Linked DNA regions of Homo sapiens: region 1 is linked to region 2. The links are chromatin loops, found by intact Hi-C in ENCODE. Cell type or tissue: endothelial cell of umbilical vein. All regions are shown on one strand. Links, peaks and the distances in the headings refer to the core of each region. The heading gives the core; the rest is flanking DNA. Region 1 has its middle 52 kb from the start of NXPE1. Region 2 has its middle 45 kb from the start of NNMT.

What was found. Peaks named below come from ENCODE experiments on the same cell type or tissue, not always from the same donor. Only the 100,000 strongest peaks of a DNase experiment are listed, where the experiment ranks them.
Region 1: it touches region 2 in a loop (2.6-fold over the local background); 1 of 110 quality-filtered maps calls a loop at or near these places.

The regions. Positions count from the first base shown.
Region 1 is chr11:114,503,976-114,512,722 of GRCh38, reverse strand. It overlaps a transcript of NXPE2 not described here. Among named protein-coding and RNA genes, the nearest start is that of NXPE1, 52 kb to the left of the region's middle. In endothelial cell of umbilical vein, for the core only: no CTCF peak of the experiment used is centred there; no DNase peak of the experiment used is centred there.
Region 2 is chr11:114,336,819-114,345,565 of GRCh38, reverse strand. No RefSeq gene overlaps it. Among named protein-coding and RNA genes, the nearest start is that of NNMT, 45 kb to the right of the region's middle. In endothelial cell of umbilical vein, for the core only: a CTCF peak has its summit at 5,168 (motif pointing left); a DNase peak (open chromatin) is centred at 5,025; H3K4me3 peaks cover 372 bases; H3K27ac peaks cover 414 bases.

The sequences.
Region 1 (8,747 bases), core at 4,024-6,523, 170 kb before region 2:
CGTTCAAGTAAACAGGATGTTTTCCTATTAACAACTGCCCCAATCACTTTAATTAACAGTGAACATGGCAATCTTTGTGTCCAAATACATATTGGGTCACAGCCTTGTTCTCCCGAAGGCCACAGTCCTATCAGGTGACCTTCCCCACACAGCTGCTCTCTTTAGTCCTTTAAGCCTGAGGATGGATGGCTCCCGACTGTCGCGAGCCCCAGAGTGCAGCATCACCTCTTGTTGGTGTCCTTCAACTCCACCCTTTATTAAACTTACGTGGCTGCCAAGTTTGACACTAACATCCATTTCCTGCTGGACCCTGACTGACCCAGAGGAAGCTTCATGTGACATGTACTGAAAGAGTTCACAAAACTGACAGAAGACAACATGGCTGGGAATTAGACAGGGGGAAAGTGACAAAAGATGAAGCAGGAAGGTGTCCAGGGCCAGCTGGATCATGGAAAATCTATTAAAGGAGTTTGGAATTTATTTCAAGTAAAACAGGAAGCTATCCAAGCATCCCATTCGAAACATTTTTCTTTTTTCTTATTAACTTGTATTTTATTGAACTTATACATACACAGTATCCAAAACATCAAATTGAGCTAACTATAGCATCAACTATACCAAAAAAATCCCGGCACTTTCTACCATGCTCTCCCCTCCCCCAGATGGAACCACTTTGAATTATTTTAACTGTTTTAAACTATGATATAAGTTTGTTTTGCATTGCTACAAAGGAATACCCAAGAGTGGGTAATTTGTAAAGGAAAGAGGTTCAATTGGCTCATGGTCTCACAGGCTGTATAAACATGGCACCAGCATCTGCTTCTGATGAGGCCTCAGGAAACTTCCACTCATGGAAAGCAAAGGAGGACCCAGCATGTCACATGGCAGGAGAGAGAGCAGGAGAGAGATGAGGTGCCAGGCTCCCTTAAACAACCTGCTCTCACCTAAACTCAGTACCACTCAAAGCCACAGGGAGGGCACCACGCCATTCGTGAGGGATCAGCCCCCATGAGCCAAACACCTTTCACCAGGCCCCACCTCCAACATTGGGGATCACATTTCAACATGAGATTTGGAGGGGATAAATATCCAAACCATACCAACTATTTACCACCACACTTTCTAAATATCATGCTTATGTATCTTGTTCAGCTACATGAATCTCAGTTTTCTGAACAAATGATGAGTTGATATTTTTTAGGTGAAAGAGGCCCAGAGGCAATCCAGGGCTGAGACAGCAGCTAGCTCCCCATTACGCCATCAAGGACCTCTCTGAGACCCCTCTTTCTGCTCAGCCTCCTTGACATGTGACTTTCTTTCTCATGCTTATGGCCTCGGAGTCTCAAGAGAGATGTGCTCCCTCTGGCTATGCAACTGTGTTCCAGGCAAGAAGACGAAGGGCAAAGAGTGAGAGGCGAAGTCACGTTCCAGGCACATCTGCCCACTTCTAACAAGGCTTCCGGGAAGCCCCACCCAGTGACTTCTGATCATGCAGCACTGGCCAGAATGTGTAACACAACCATTCTTAGTGGCAGTAAAAGCAGGAAAATTCATATATTTTTTCCAGTAAGCATATTGCCACCCTACATTGTTAGTAGGAAGGATTCTGAGTAGGTCGCCAACAATGTTTACAACACTGTTATTTCTTGGTTTATCCATCTTGGTATTTTCTATTAATTTCCTAGGTTGGTAGTAGAAGATTTCATTCTCTTCACACAGTTCATTTTCCTTTACTACATTTTCTCATTATAATTATGTACAGTTTTTAAATCAAGTTAGTGTTTGCATTACTAATTAAATTTTAATATCTGTTGAGCCAAGTAGTACACCTTCCTTTCTCTGCCCAAAAAATGTATAAATTTTTTGTTTTACTAAAATTAATAATTGTCTTTATTTGCTTGGTTTTCTGTGTATTTATCTTTAATTTGTTGACATCCTCTATCATATCTGCCAAATTTCTCCAAATTTTATTTTCCAAAATACCAGCACTATCAGACAATGTGCCAAGTCTCTCTTCATGCCTGCAGAAATCTTTCCCAGAATCCTTTATTCATGTATTCCTGTTGGCAATGATTGCTTTCTAACCATGGATCAGCTATCAACATGGGACTCCTTCACCACTACCCTAGGAAACATCTATTGTTTTCACTGCCCACTTGGCCCAAGCATATCTTCTAAAAACTTTCTAAGAAAGGGAAGAAAGGCTGGGTGTGGTGGCTTACACCTGTAATCCTAGCATTTGGGAGCCTAAGGCAGGAGAATCACTTTGAGACCAGCTTGGGCAACAAAGGGAGACCCATCTCTATGAAAAAAAATTAAAAATTAGCTGGGCATGGTGGTGTGCACCTGTAGTCCCAGCTACTTGGGAAGCTAAAGTGGGAGGATCACATAAGCCTAGGAGTTCGAGGCTGCAGTGAGCTATGACTATGATCACACCACTGCACTCCAGCCTAGGTGACAGAGCAAGACCCTGTCTCAAATAAATACATAAAATGGAAAAGAAAATTTTATTTTTACTTCTTGCATATCTAAAAATGTATTCATTCTATCTTTACATTTGTTGGATTATTTGGATGGGTTTAGAATTTTAGATTTATAATAATTTTCCACCAGAACTTTAAAGTCTATTACTTGCTGGTTTTTTGTAACTACAGAGTTCAGTGCCATTATAATTCATAATACATGCTATGTTATCTGTTTTTCTCTCTTCTTTCTTCTTAAAATCATCCCTTTATAATGGTGTTATAACATGACTTTGGGTAGGTAGGATTAGGGACTCTTACTCTTTTTTAACTTTCATTTTAAGTTCGGGGTACATGTGCAGGTTTGTTACATAGGTAAGCTTGTGTCATGGGAGTTTGTTGTACAGATTATTTAATCATCCAGGTATTAAACCTAGTACCCAATAGTTATTTTTACTCATCCTCTTTCCCTCCTCCCACCCTCCACCCTCCAACAGGCCCCTGTGTGTGTTGTCCCCCTCTATGTGTCCATGTGTCTTCGTCATTTAGCTTCCACTTATAAGTGAGAACATGTGGTATCTGGTTTTCTGTTTCTGTGTTAGTTTGCTAAGGATAATGGCCTCCAGCTCTATCCAAGTCCCTGCAAAAGACATGATCTCATTTTTTTTATGGCTGCACAGTATTCCCTGGTGTATATGTACCACATTTTATTTAGCCAGTCTATCACTGATGGGCATTTGGGTTGATTCCATGTCTTTGCTATTGTGAGTAGTGTCACAACGAGCATATGCATGCATGTGTCTTTATAACAGAATGATTTATATTCCTTTGGGTATACACCCAGTAATGGCACTGCTGGGTCGATTGGTATTTCTATGTTTAGGTCTTTAAGGAATTGTCACACTGTCTTCCACAATGGCTGAACTAATTTACACTCCCACTAACAGTGTAAAAGCATTCCTTTTTCTCCACAATCTTGCTGGCATCTGTTGTTGTTTTTTATTTGTTTGTTTGTTTTGACTTTTTGTAATAGCCATTCTGACTGGGGTGAGATGGTATCTCATTGTGGTTTTGATTTGCATTTCTCTAATAAGTAGTGATGTTGAGCTTTGTTTTCATGTTTGTTGGCCACATGTGTGTCTTCTTTTGAAAAGTGTCTCTTCATGTCCTTTGCTCACTTTTTAATGGGGTTGATTTTTTCTTGTAATTTGTTTAAGTTCCTTATAAATGCTGGATATTAAACCTTTGTCAGACGCATCGTTTGCAAAAATTTTCTCTCATTCTGTAGGTTGTCTGCTTACTGTGTTGATAGGGTTTGTTTCTGTTTTTGTTTTTTGCTGTGCTATTTAGTTTAGTTAGATCCCATTTGTCAATTTTGCTTTTGTTGCAATTGCTTTTGGAATCTTCATCATGAAATCTTTGCCTGTGCCTATGTTGTGAATGGTATTGCCTAGACTTTCTTCTAATGTTTTTATAGTTTGGGGTTTTACATTTAAAGATGGTTTTTAATCCATCTTGAGACAATTTTCGTATAAGGTGTAAGGAAGGAGTCCAGTTTCAATCTTCTGCATATGGCTAGCCAGCTACCCCAGCACCATTTATTGAATAGGGAATCCTTTCTCCATTACTTGTTTCTGTCAGACTTGTCAAAGATCAGATGGTTGTAGGTATGCGGTCTTATTTCTGAGTTCTCTATTCTGTGGCATTGGTCTCTGTGTATGTTCTTATACCAATACCTTGCTGTTTTGGTTACTGTAGCCCTGTAGTATAGTTTGCAGTCAGGTAGCATGATGCCTCCAGTTTGTTCTTTTTGCTTAGGATTGCCTTGGCTATTCAGGCTCACTTTTGGTTTCATACAAATTTTAAAATAGTTTTTTCTAGTTCTGTGAAGAATCTCAATGGTAGTTGAATAGGAATAGTATTGAATCTATAAATTGCTTTGGGCAGTATGGCCATTTAACAATATTGACTCTTCCTATACATGAGCATGAAATGTTTTCCCATTTGTTTGTGTCAGCTCTGATTTCTTTGAGCAGTGTTTTGTAGTTCTCCTTATAGAGATCTTTCACCTCCCTAGTTAGGTGTATTCGTAGGTATTTTATTCTTTTTGTGGCAGTTGTGAATAGGAGTTTGTACCTGTTTTGGCTCTTGGCTTGACTGTTGTTGCTGTGTAGGAATGCTAGTGATTTTTTGCACATTGATTTTGTAACCTGAGACTTTGCTGAAGTTCTTTTAACAGCTTAAGAAGCTTTTGGGCTGAGGCTATGGGGTTTTCTAGATATAGCATCATATTGTCTGCAAACAGGGATAGTATGACTTCCTCCCTTTCTATTTGGATGCCTTTATTTATTTCTCTTGCCTGATTGCCCTGGCCAGGACTTCCAATACTATGTTGAATAGGAGTGGCGAGAGAGGGCATCCTTGTCTTGTGTTGGTTTTCAAGGGGAATGCTTCCAGCTTTTGCCCATTCAGTATGATGTTGGCTATGGGTTTGTCATATATGGCTCTTATTTTGAGGTATGTTCCTTCAATATCTAGTTTGCTGAGAGTTTTTAACATGAATGGATGTTGAATTTTACAAAAAGCCTTTTCCATATTTATTGAGATAATCATGTGGTTTTTGTCTTTATCTCTTTTATGTGATGAATCAATCACATTTATTGATTTGTGTATGTTGAACTAACCTTGCATCCCAGGGATAAAGCCTACTTAATCATGGTGGATAAGCTTTTTGATGTGCTGCTGTATTTGATTTGCAAGTATTTTGTTCAAGATTTTTGCATCGATGTTCATCAAGAATATCAGCCTGAAGTCTTATTTTTTTATTGTTGTTGTCTCTCTACCAGGTTTTGGTATCAGTATGAAGCTGGCCTCATAGAATGAGGGAGGAGTCCCTCCTCCTCAATTTGTTGGAGTAGTTTCAGTAGGAATGGTACCAGCTCTTGTTTGTACATCTGGTAGAATTCACCGATGAATCTGTCTGCTCCTGAGCTGCTTTTTTTTTTTTTTTTTTGGTTGGTTGGCAGGCTATTATCACTGCCTCAATTTCAGAGCTTGTTACTGGTCTGTTCAGGGATTCAATTTTTTCCTGGTTCAGTCTTGGGAGTGTGTATGTGTCCAGGAATTTATCCATTTCTTTTAGATTTTCTAGTTTATGTACATAGAGGTGTTTATAATATTCTGTGGTCATCGTTTGTATTTCTTATGGGTCAGTGGTAATATTCCCCTTGTCATTTCTGATTGTGTTTATTTGAATCTTTTCTTTTTTCTTAGTCTAGCTAGTGGTCTATTTTATTAATTTTTTCAAAAAACCAGCTCCTGGATTTGTTGATCTTTTGCAGGGTTTTTTTGTGTCTCAATCTCCTTCAGTTCAGCTCTGATTTTGGTTATTTCTTGCCTTCTGCTAGCTTTGGGATTTGTTTGCTTCTGGTTCTCTAATTCTTTTAGTTGTGATGTTAGGTTGTTAATTTGAGACCTATCTAACTTTTTGATATGGGTGTTTAGTGTTATTAATTTCCCTCTTGACACTGCCTTAGCTGTGTCCCAGAGATTCTGGTATGTGATATCTTTGTCCTCATTAGTTTCAAAGAACTTCTTGATTTCTGCCTTAATTTCATTATTTACCCAAAAGCCATTCAGTAGCAGGTTATTCAATTTCCATGTAATTGTATAGTTGTGGGTGAATTTCTTAGTCTTGATTTCTAATTTGATTGTGATGTGGTCCAAGAGTCTGTCTTTCATGATTTCAGTTCTTTTGCATTTGCTGAGGAGTGTTTTACTTCCAATTATGTGATCGATTTAAAAGTATGTGCCATGTGGCAATGAAAATAATATATATTCTGTTGTTTCTGGGTGGAGAGTTACATAAATATCTATCAGGTCTATTTGATCCAGTGCTGAGTTCAGTTCCTGAATACCTTTGTTAATTTTCTGTCTTAATGATCTGTCTAATACTGTCAGTGGGGCATTAAAGTCTCTGACAGTTATTGCATGAGAGTCTAAGTCTCTTTGAAGGTCTCTAAAAACTTGCTTTATGAATCTGGGTGCTCCTGTGTTGGGTGTATATGTATTTAAGTTGGCTAGATCTTCTTGTTGAATTGAACTCTTTACCATTTGAACTTTTTAACTTCTTTTTTTTTTTTTTTTTTAATATTTCTTGGTTTAAAGTCTGTTTTGTTAGAAACTAGGACTGCAACCCCTGCTTTTTTTCTGTTTTCCATTTGCTTGGTAGATTTTTCTCCATTTCTTTATTTTGAGCCTATGTGTGTCATTGCATGTGAGATGGATCTCTTGAAGACAGCATACCAATAAATCTTTGTTCTTTACCCAGCTTGCCATTTTGTGTCTTTTAAATGGGGCATTTAGCCCATTTACATTCAAGGTTATTATTGGTATATGGGGATGTAATTCTGTCATCATGATGTTGGCTGGTTATTTCACAGACTTGTTTATATGGTAGCTTTATAGTGTCACTGCTCTGTGTACTTCAGTGTGTTTTTTAGTGGCTGGTAACAGTCTTTCCTTTCCATATTGCTTCCTTCAGGAGCTCTTGTAAGGCAGATCTGGTGGTAAGAAATTCCCTCAGCATTTGCTTGTCTGAAAAGGATCTCATTTCTCCTTTACTTATGAAGCTTAGTTTGGCTAGATATGAAATTCTAGGTTGGAATTTCTTTTCTTTAAGAAATTTTGAATATTGACCCTCAATCTCCTCTGGCTTGTAGGGTTTCAGCTGAGAGGTCTGCTGTTCATCTGATGGGCTTCCCTTTGTATATGACCTGGCCTTTCTCTCTGGCTGCCTTTAACATTTTTTCTGTCATTTTGACCTTGGAGAATCTGATGATCATATGTCTTGGGGATAATCTTTTTGTGAAGTATTTTACTGGGGTTCTCTGCATTTCCCGAATTTGAATGTTGGCCTCTCTAGCTAGGTTGGGGAAGTTCTCATGGCTGATATCCTGAAATACGTTTTCCAAGTGGGTTCCATTCTCCCCATTTCTTTCAGGTACACCAATCAGTTGTAGATTCAGTCTCTTTACATAATCCCACATTTATCAGAGGTTTTGTTCATTCCTTTTTTTTTCTCTCTATTCTTGTCTGCCTGTCTTATTTCAGAAAGCCAGTCTTCAAGCTCTGAGTGTTTCCTCTGCTTGGTCTATTCTGCTATTAATACTTGCATTATGAAATTCTTATAGTGTGTTTTTCAGTTCTATCAGGACAGCTACATTCTTCTGTATACTGGCTATTTTGTGTGTCAGTTCCTGCAATGCTTTATCATAATTTTTAGCTTCCTTGTATTGGGTTACAACATACTCCTGTAGTTCATTGAACTTCATACCTGTCCATATACTAAATTCTACTTCTGTCATTTCAGCCATCTCAGCCTCAGCTGGGTTTCAAACTCTTGCTAGAGAGATGATGCTATCCTTTGGAGGAAAGAAGGCACTCGAGCTTGTTGAGTTTTCAGCATTCCTTGCGCTGATTATTTCTCATCTTTGTGGGCTTATCTACCTTCAATCTTTGAATTTTTTTCCTTTGTCCTATTTGATGATTTTGAGGGTCTGATTGTGATATAAAGCATATTAAGCCAGCTGGCTTCATTTCTGGGAGATTTTAGGGGGCCAACACTCAGCTCCCAACTCCTGGAGTGCATGTTCTAATGTAGGGGACTTGTACTGGGCCTGACTTTGTTCTCTAGCTCCTCAAGGTTTGGAGTCCACTGTGCTGGGGGTGCCAGGGTGTGGCAGCAACAGCATAGTGCTAGAGAATGTGGGGGTACCTGCTTCCCTGGTGGGCGTTCACCACAGCGATAGAGGCAAGGCAGTTGGTGAGGGTGTGGGGGGGCCCTGCTGGAGACTGTGTGTGCTGTTGCACTGGAGGTGGCATTGGCTTGGGGTGGCACAGGTCTGGATGCCTTCTCTGTGCCCCATAAGCAGGAGTGATCACTCAGGGTATAGGAGGATCCCCTGTTTTCAGTACAGGATTTGTGCAAGGGTGGGGCTCTGGCTAGGTGGGGCTTCCTGGCTCTGTGCTGGCCAAAGATTTGTCTGCAACAGCCATCACTGGGGGTTGGGGGGTTGCATACTGCACTGCTACTGGCAGGGCAAATGAAGCAAAACCCACCCCTGCAGACACACATCAATGAAGTGATGTGGGCAGTTGCCGTGGGCTCAGGGGAAGCTGCAGTATAGGGGGGAAACTTGCAGGCTGATGTGTGGCCATAGAGGCCACCTCTCTGGAGCTTTCCACTGGTCAGGCACAGTCCACAGGCACAGAAGCTATGGTGTG
Region 2 (8,747 bases), core at 3,732-6,231:
GTGCAGTGGCTCACGCCTGTAATCCCAGCACTTTGGCAGGCTGAGGTGGATGGATCACTTGGGCCCAGGAGTTCAAGACCAGCTTGGGCAACATGGTGAAACTCCATTATTATGAAAGAAATTACAAAAATTGTCCGGGCATGGTGGGGCATAGCTATAGTCCCAGCTACTCAAGTAGCTGAGGTAAGAGGATCACTTGAGCCCAGGAGGTTGAGGCTGCAGTGAGCCATGATCATGCCACTGCACTCCAGCCTGAGTGGGAGAAGACGACTCTGTCTCAATAAAAATAGTAGTAATACGTGATGGTCTATTCTATTCTGTTCTACTCTCCATTTCATTCCTTTCCACTCCATATAAAAGTGCTGGTCACTAAATTGATTTCAAACCCTCTAATATATCACAACCAGCAGTTCATAAAACACTGGTCTAATTTATAGGCATGCTCAAAGGTTTACTGCCAGCCCATCTCCTCTCTCCAACACTTCATGGTTTCCCCAACCCCCACAACCTGCAGCCATTCACACAATACACCCAGAGAGCTCTACTTTTAAAACCATGGCTGAAATGAAGCCATAGATGGCAGAAATTGTAATAGGCATGCAATTTTGTGCCAATCTACATATAGGGCATATGTGTTGGGAAGAATAAAGTGATATTTAATACAACTGGACTGGATTAACTTTTTTCTTAGATGGTGTCAACAGCTCTCTTGAATCTCTCTTAGGCTATTTCTTTCTTCCCTCTTCTCTCCTATAGCTCAAAAACCCAGAAACTGTATGAGTTACTTATAGTAACATGAACAAGCTACTTATAGTTCATATGAACAAGTGCGTCGGTTTCTACTGGTTTGGTTGTGGTAAGACAGGCCTGAAGGTGACTTCTTCTGCTTAGACAAGGAACTGGCTGTTTACGTTGCCTCTAGTTTTGGCAAAGTCTGTGGTAGTCTAGCTCAGCTCAGAAGTCCTGGTTTATAGTGCTGAACATTTGCCTCTGTGTCTTCTGTGACTTAAACTCTTCAAACGGTGGTTCTTGAATTTTATTTATTTTTATTTATTTATTTTAACTTTTATTTTAGGTTCAGGGGTACATGTGTATATGTGTATTTTTATTTTTTTGAGACAAGTTCTCCCTCTGTTGCCTAGGGTAGAGTGCAGTGGCACTGTAACACCTCACTGTAACCTCAAACTCCTGGGTTCAAGAAATCCTCCCACCTTGCCCTTCCAAAGCATTGGGATTACAGTCATGAATCATTGCACCTGGCCTCAAATCGTAATATGCTGAAGAGTCACCTAGGTATCTTTTTAAAAACTACAAATGTGTATGCCCCATTATTGAAGATCCTGATTCAGTGATGTGGTAGGTTCAGGAAATTACATTTTAAATAAACACCCCAAGTGCTCTCTCCAAACTGGGGAAACCCTCCTGTGGGTTCTATAGCCAAGGTAGAGGGCTGACTGGGATTTGGGAATTGCTGGTCCTGGCCACTGGTGCTTTCCACTGAGCATTTCCAACAAATCTTAGTTTTCTCACCTGTAAAATATAGAGGGCATATGAGATCTGTAGGCTTCCTTCAGCTTTACCCTTGTATGATGTGTCTAGAAATAATATTACATGAAAGAACAAAGCAAGAAACAATATGTACATTGTTTCCAACTTTGTAAAAAAAAAAAGTAAGTATGTCAAGAGACTAGACAAGGTCAAAAAGATATCTGTGTAGTGGCATTATAGTGCAATTGCAGATGTTCTTTTAAAAATAAACAATGATGATATTAAATAATTTTTTAAAAATGGCGAACAACAATGACAGGGACATCAAGGAGGATGAGAACTAAAACAGAACTTTGAATGTGAATGAGATGATTATGACATCATTAGTGACAATAGAGAGAGCGACTTAGTACCACCATTGGTTTGAAAATCATTCTGGAGCTAAGGAAGAAGAGGGTGGATAGTAAAAGGAAGTAGAAAGAAAAAGAGTGAGTGTAGCTAAAATGAAAAGACAGAGTTAGGACAACGTATCCCAGGAGACACTGAAATTCGAAGCACATTGAAAGGAAGTGGACTTAACAAAAAGTTACTTTTTCTCATAGAGGAGGAAGAAGAGAGGATCTGCTACTAACTGTTCCTCCAAGTAGGGCACATTGGAATTGTGTCCCAAAGAGTTAAAGAAACCAACGACTAACAAAAATTCTTGTTTGCAGGACAGCAGGTAAGAAAAGAAACAACTTGCTGAGACTCTGACGCTGACATCAAGAAAAACCTGGCTAGAATCGGTGGAAACTAAGATGGCTGACTGGAGTTTGCACAGAACAAGCTTGCTGGCGTCCCAGCCCGAATTTCCACATGTTTCATACTAACTCCCCCCAAATTCACACATGTGACCCATGAGATAGCAGGAAGAAACAACTGGACATGCGCAGGGCCTTCCCAGACCTCCTGTTTCCTTTCACCAGTTACCTATATAGTCTCAGAATCTAACCCCTGAACCTTTTCTAATAAAAATACTGCTTGGAAGCCAGTGCAGGGAAACAGATTTGAACTTGACTCCTGTCTCCTTGAGAGTCCACTTTCAACATAAATCTTTTCTTTTCTCCAAAACCTGGTGTCACAGTATTGGCTTCTAGTGCACTGGGCACCCTCCCTTTTACTCAATAACATCAGTCAGCTTCTGAGTGGTGCCCACTCAATGTCTTATGTGAGGACACACTTTTATTCAAGCCACATCTGGGAGGAGAAAAATCTCCCGGCTAATAATCAAAGTTCCAGTAACTGAAGTGGGAATATTCCTTATAGAACTGACATCTGCACCAGCCATTTCCTAGGAGAGGGCATCACTCCTTACGCCATCCACCTTGAGGCTAGTGCTGCCTGACATCTGTGCTCAGTTTCACTTCTAAAATACTTTCAACTATGCAACTTAATTTCACCTCCACAACCCAGCAGGGTATAGGGGAGTGAGATAGGCCTTGGCATGTATTTCCACCTTCTCCCCACCCCACTCCTAAGTCCTCCCCCAGTTTCCTGCCAAAGAAGCCCATATACAAAGATCAGTAGCCAGCTGAGAAGGATTTCTCACTTTATTAAAAGATGGCAGGACAAGAACCCAAGTTTTTTTAATTCTTGTTATGACTTTCTTTTATTATTATTATTATTATACTTTAAGTTCTAGGGTACCTGTGCACAACGTGCAGGTTTGTTACATATGTATACATGTGCCATGTTGGTGTGCTTCGCCCATTAACTCATCATTTACATCAGGTATTTCTCCTAATGCTATCCCTCCCCCCTTCCCCCCACCCCATGTCAGACACCAGTGTGTGATGTTCCCCACCCTGTATCCAAGTGTTCTCATTGTTCAATTCCCACCTATGAGTGAGAACATGCGGTGTTCGGTTTTCTGTCCTTGTGATAGTTTGCTCAGAATGATGGTTTCCAGCTTCATCCATGTCCCTACAAAGGACATGAACTCATCCTTTTTTATGGCTGCATAGTATTCCATGGTGTATATGTGCCACATTTTCTTTTTTTAAATTTTATTATTATTATACTTTAAGTTTTAGGGTACGTGTGCACAACATGCAGATTTGTTACATATGTATACATGTGCCATGTTGGTATGCTGCACCCATTAACTCGTCATTTAGCATTAGGTATATCTCCTAATGCTATCCCTCCCCCCCGTCATCAATGCTGAGAATGATGGTTTCCAGCTTCATCCAAGTCCCTACAAAGGACATGAACTCATCATTTTTTATGGCTGCATAGTATTCCATGGTGTATATGTATGTGCCACATTTTCTTAATCCAGCCTATTATTGATGGATATTTGGGTTGAAGAACCCAAGATTCTAATGCAAAGGCCTGGTAAAAGCTGAACTGGAGGTGGTGAGCCCATGTCAAAGTGAAGGCTCCTCTCTCCAATCCTTCTAAATTTGGAAGGGGCACTCTCGGGGCCAGAGAGCTGAGCAGATCTTGAAAGGATCTTTGGCTGAGTTTACCAATTTCAAAAATGTATGTGTCTGCTTACCTACAGCAATGGGAAAGGAAGATGATGCAGGGGGCTATGCCAAGCATTAGTGCTGGCCTTCAGTGCTTCCTGTGATGTAACCCTGCTATCAAGGGTGGCTCTATCAGTGATAAGTGGCTGACCAACACAATCTGTAAATCCTTCTTCCTTTGGGAGGAACTAGCAAGGGAGAAGAAAGGGAAGCCAGAAGTCTCGGGGTAGAAGTTCCCAATTGTATAGGTCAAGATTAAAAGATGAGACAGGGAACAGAAACATTTCCTCTTTTTTCAACACAAAATAGGCAAGGAGGTTATTATTATCACATGATCCCCACTTTATAGATGAAGAAAAGAAAGAACAGAAACATTAAATGATGTAGTTATCATCACAAAGCTGGTGAGTATACATATCGGTCTGCAGGTGCCTCTTTCTTAGTTAGTGGTGCTGGTGGTGAGAAGATGACCACCATGCTAAACCCCCAGTTCCTGTGCCACCACCTGCTCAACTGCTGCCTGCAGCTGCCACTCGGTGGGGTTCCTAAAATAGCCATAGACAAGGAGTTCTAGCAGAGCACTCCACCTGTTTCTAGATAGGCTCTTGCTCTCAAGCCTGGTCTGCTATCCAGGTGAACTGTGAGGGGTAGGGGTGGGGGCACGTGTGAGCTAGACTAGGGGTTAGACTGGAGATGAGCCCACTCCCTGCGTCCTTTCCTGGAGTCTCATCCTGTGCTAACTGAGCCGCCAAGCCGTTTCCGCTCCAAGACCAGAGAAAGGAAAGGAAAGAGCCTTCTCTCCTGAGGAAATGTGCGGCTCTGGAGCGAATGCCATCCAGTTCCTGACTCAGCACCCTGATTTCCATCTGGGCGTTCACCCCTCCCTCACACAACCCCTGTGCTGGAAGGGAAGCTGACTTCACACCCAGTTCCAAGAATGGGGCTTGACTGACTTAAGGCTATCGACACGGCCACCCCACCCCACGAGTGGCCAGGGATGGACATAGAACCTAATTAGTGTTACTCAAAGACAAAGGCACATTTCCTTGAGGATCCTGGAGAAAACGACTTCATTCTTCCTTAGAAGCTACTTGAGGGACATTCTCGTCTCTTTGGATATGAGCAAGGACATCGCAGCGCTGAAAGCTACTTGCAGCCATCTTGTGGCCACTTGGAGAAAATACATGTTGTGTAACGCAGAGAGGAGAAATGAAAAGCCTCCGGGGTCTTTGCTGCCCTTGAGTTGCTGAATCAAGTCTTGACTGAAGCCTGATATCTTTAGGCTTTTCAGGTTTGTAAATCAATAAATTTTCTTTAACGTTCAAGCCAGTTTGAGTGACATTTTTGGTAGTTGCAGATTTCCAATTAACATGCACTGTAACACATAAGCATATTAGTTTAGAGAGGCCACAGTTTCCCCTAACCATGCTAGAGTTTTCTGATAATGGCCAGAGTACAAAGTCAGATTTTCCTGTGTCAGCCTCATGGAAGGGAAGAAAAAACCAAGTTTAAAAAAACTAAAAGGCCTTTGATGTCATTCCCCCAACACACACATATCCAAAGAAAAAAGTAAGGGGTCAAATATATAATATCATGTTCAAAATAAATTACTGTTATTATTGTTATTACTTTGTAAGTAGATTTTATTTTTTAGACAGTTTTAGGTTCACAGAAAAATTGAGTGGAAGTTTCTGAGACTTCCCATACACCCTCTGCTCCCCATATGCAAGGCATCCGCCATTATCAACATCCCCCACCAGAGTGGTGCATTTGCTATCATTGCTGGACCTACATTGACACTCACCATCAGTCATTATCACTCAGCGTCCAAAGCTTACCTTAGGGTTTATGCTTGGTATTGTACATTTTATGGGTTTAAACAAATGTATAATGACATGTATCCACCATTATAGAATCATACAGAGTATTTTTACTGCCCTAAAAATCATCTGTGCTCCACCTGTTCATTCCTTCTTCCTCCCAACCCCTAGCAAGCATGGATCTTTTTACTGTCTTACTGTCTTCCAAAGTGTCTATAGCATTTTGCATTTCCACCAGCAATAAAGGAGAGTTCCTGTCGCTTCACAGCCTCACCAGCATTTGGTGTTTTCAATGTTCTGAATTTTGGCCACTCTGATAGGTGTGTAGTGGTATCTCATTGTTGTTTTAATTTGCATCTCTCTGATGACATATGATGTGGGGCATCTTTTTATGTGTTTATTTGCCATTACATGTCTTCTTTGGGGAGGTATTTGTTAAGTTCTTTGGCCCATTTTTTAATTGGGTTCTCTGTCTTCTTATTGTTGAGTTTCAAGAGTTCTTTGCATATTTTGGGTACCAGTCCTTTGTCAGGTGTGTTTTTAACAAATATCTTCTCTCTCTCTCAGTCTGCAGCTTGTCTTTTCATTTTCTTGACAGTGTCTTTGGCAGAGCAGAAATCTTTAATTTTAAAGAAGTCCAGCATATCAGTTCTTTTTTTCATGTATTGTGGTTTCGGTATTATATCTAAAAAGTCATTGACAAACCCAAGGGCATCTAGATTTTCTCCTATGTTATCTTCTAGTTTTACAGTTTGATATTTTGGTCTGTGGGGTATTTTGAATTAATTTTTGTGATGGGTGGAAAGTCTGTGTCGAGATTCACTTCTCTGCATGTGAATGTTCAGTTGTTCCAGCACCACTTATTGTAAAGCCTATCTTGTCTCCATTGTATTGCCTTTGCCCCCTTTTCAAAGATTAGTTGATTGTGTTTATGTAGGTCTATTTCTGGGCTTTCTATTCTATCCTATTGATCCTCTGCCAGTTTTTTCACCAATACCACACCGTCTTTATCACTGTGGCTTTAGGGTAGTTATAGTAATATCATAAGTCTTGATGTCAGTCCTCCAATTTTGTTCTTTTCTTTCAATCTTGTGGTGGTTATTGACTGTCTTTTGACTCTTCATATAAACATTGGAATCAGATTATTGATAGCCACAAAATATCTTACTAGGATTTTGATTTTGATTGCATTGAATCTATAGATCAAGTTGTGAAGAACTAATATCTTGACTAATACTGAGTTTTTCTATCTATGAACATGGAATATTTCTCTATTTATTTAGTTTTTCATTGGTTTCTTTCATCAGTTTTATGGCCTTCCTTATATAGACCATGTACAGGTTTTGTTAGATTTATACCCAAGTATTTTATTTTGAGGCACTGTTAATATAAATGACAATTTCTTTTTAATATCAAATTCCACTTGTTCATTGTTGCTATGCAGAAAAATGATTGACTTTTGTATATTAACCTTGCATCCTGAAACCTTGTTATAATTGTTTATTAGTTCCAGGAGCTTTTTTTCTTGATTTTTCAGATTTTCTTTCTTTTTTTATTTTGAGATGGAGTCTCGCTCTGTCGTCCAGGCTGGAGTGCAGTGGTGTGATCTCGGCTCACTGCAACCTCCGCCTCCTGGGTTCAAGCAATTCTCCTGCCTCAGCCTCTTGAGTAGCTGGGATTACAGGCACACGCCACCACACCTGGCTAATTTTTGTATTTTTAGTAGAGATGGGGTTTCACCATGTTGGTAAGGCTGGCCTTGAACTCCTGACCTTGTGATCCACCCGCCTCGGCCTCCCAAAGTGCTGGGATTACAGGCGTGAGCTACCACACCTGGCCTGATTCTTTCAGATTTTCTTTTAGACAATCATGTCTTTTGTGAACAAGATAGTTTTATTTCTTCCTTCTCAGTCAGTATACATTTTCTTTACTTATCTCATTGCATTAGCTAGGATTTCTAGCATAATGTTGAAAAGCTGTGGTGAGAGAGTATGTGTTTGCCTTGTTCCTGATCTTAATGAGAAAGCTTCTAATTTCTCACCATTAAATATGACGTTATCTGTATATTTTTTGTAGATATTCTTTATCAAGTTGAGGAAGTTCCCCCTCTATTTCTCATTTACTGAGGAGTTTTTTTTTTCTTTTTCTTTTTCTTTTATCATGAGCAAGTGTTAGATTTTGTCAAAGGTTTTTTCTACATCTATTGATGTAATCATCTGTATTTTGTTCTTTAGCCTGTTGATATGATGGATAGCCTTAATTAGTTGTCAAATGTTGAAACAGCCTTTCATTCCTGGGATAAATCCCCCTTGGTGTGGCACACAATTCTTTTTATACTTTGATGGATTCAATTTGTTAACATTTTGTTGAGAATTTTTGCATCTATGTTCATGAGAGATACTGAACTGTGGATTTTTTTTTTTTTTTTTTGGAGACAGAGTCTCTCTGGAGTACAGTGACGTGATCTTGGCTCACTGCAATCTCTGCCTCCCAGGTTCAAGCGATTCTCCTGTCTCAGCCTCCTGAGTAGTAGCTGGGATCACAGGCATGCACCACCACACCCGGCTAATTTTTGTATTTTTAGTAGAGACAGGGTTTTGCCATATTGGCCAGGCTGGTCTCGAACTCCTGACCTCAGGTGATCCTCCCGCTTCGGCCTCCCAAAGTGCTGGGATTACAGGCGTGAGCCACTGCACCCAGCCAAGATATATTGAACTGCGGATTTATTTTCTTCCAATGTGTTTGCCTGGTTTTGGTATGAAGGTGATGTTGACTTCATAGAATGAGTTAGGAAGTATTCCTTGTGCTTCTATCTTTGAAAGAGGTTGTAGAAAATCGGTGTGCTTTTTTCCTTAAACGTTTGGTAGAATTCACCAGCGAACCCATTTTGACCTGATGCTTTCTGCTTTAGGAGGCTATTAATTATTGA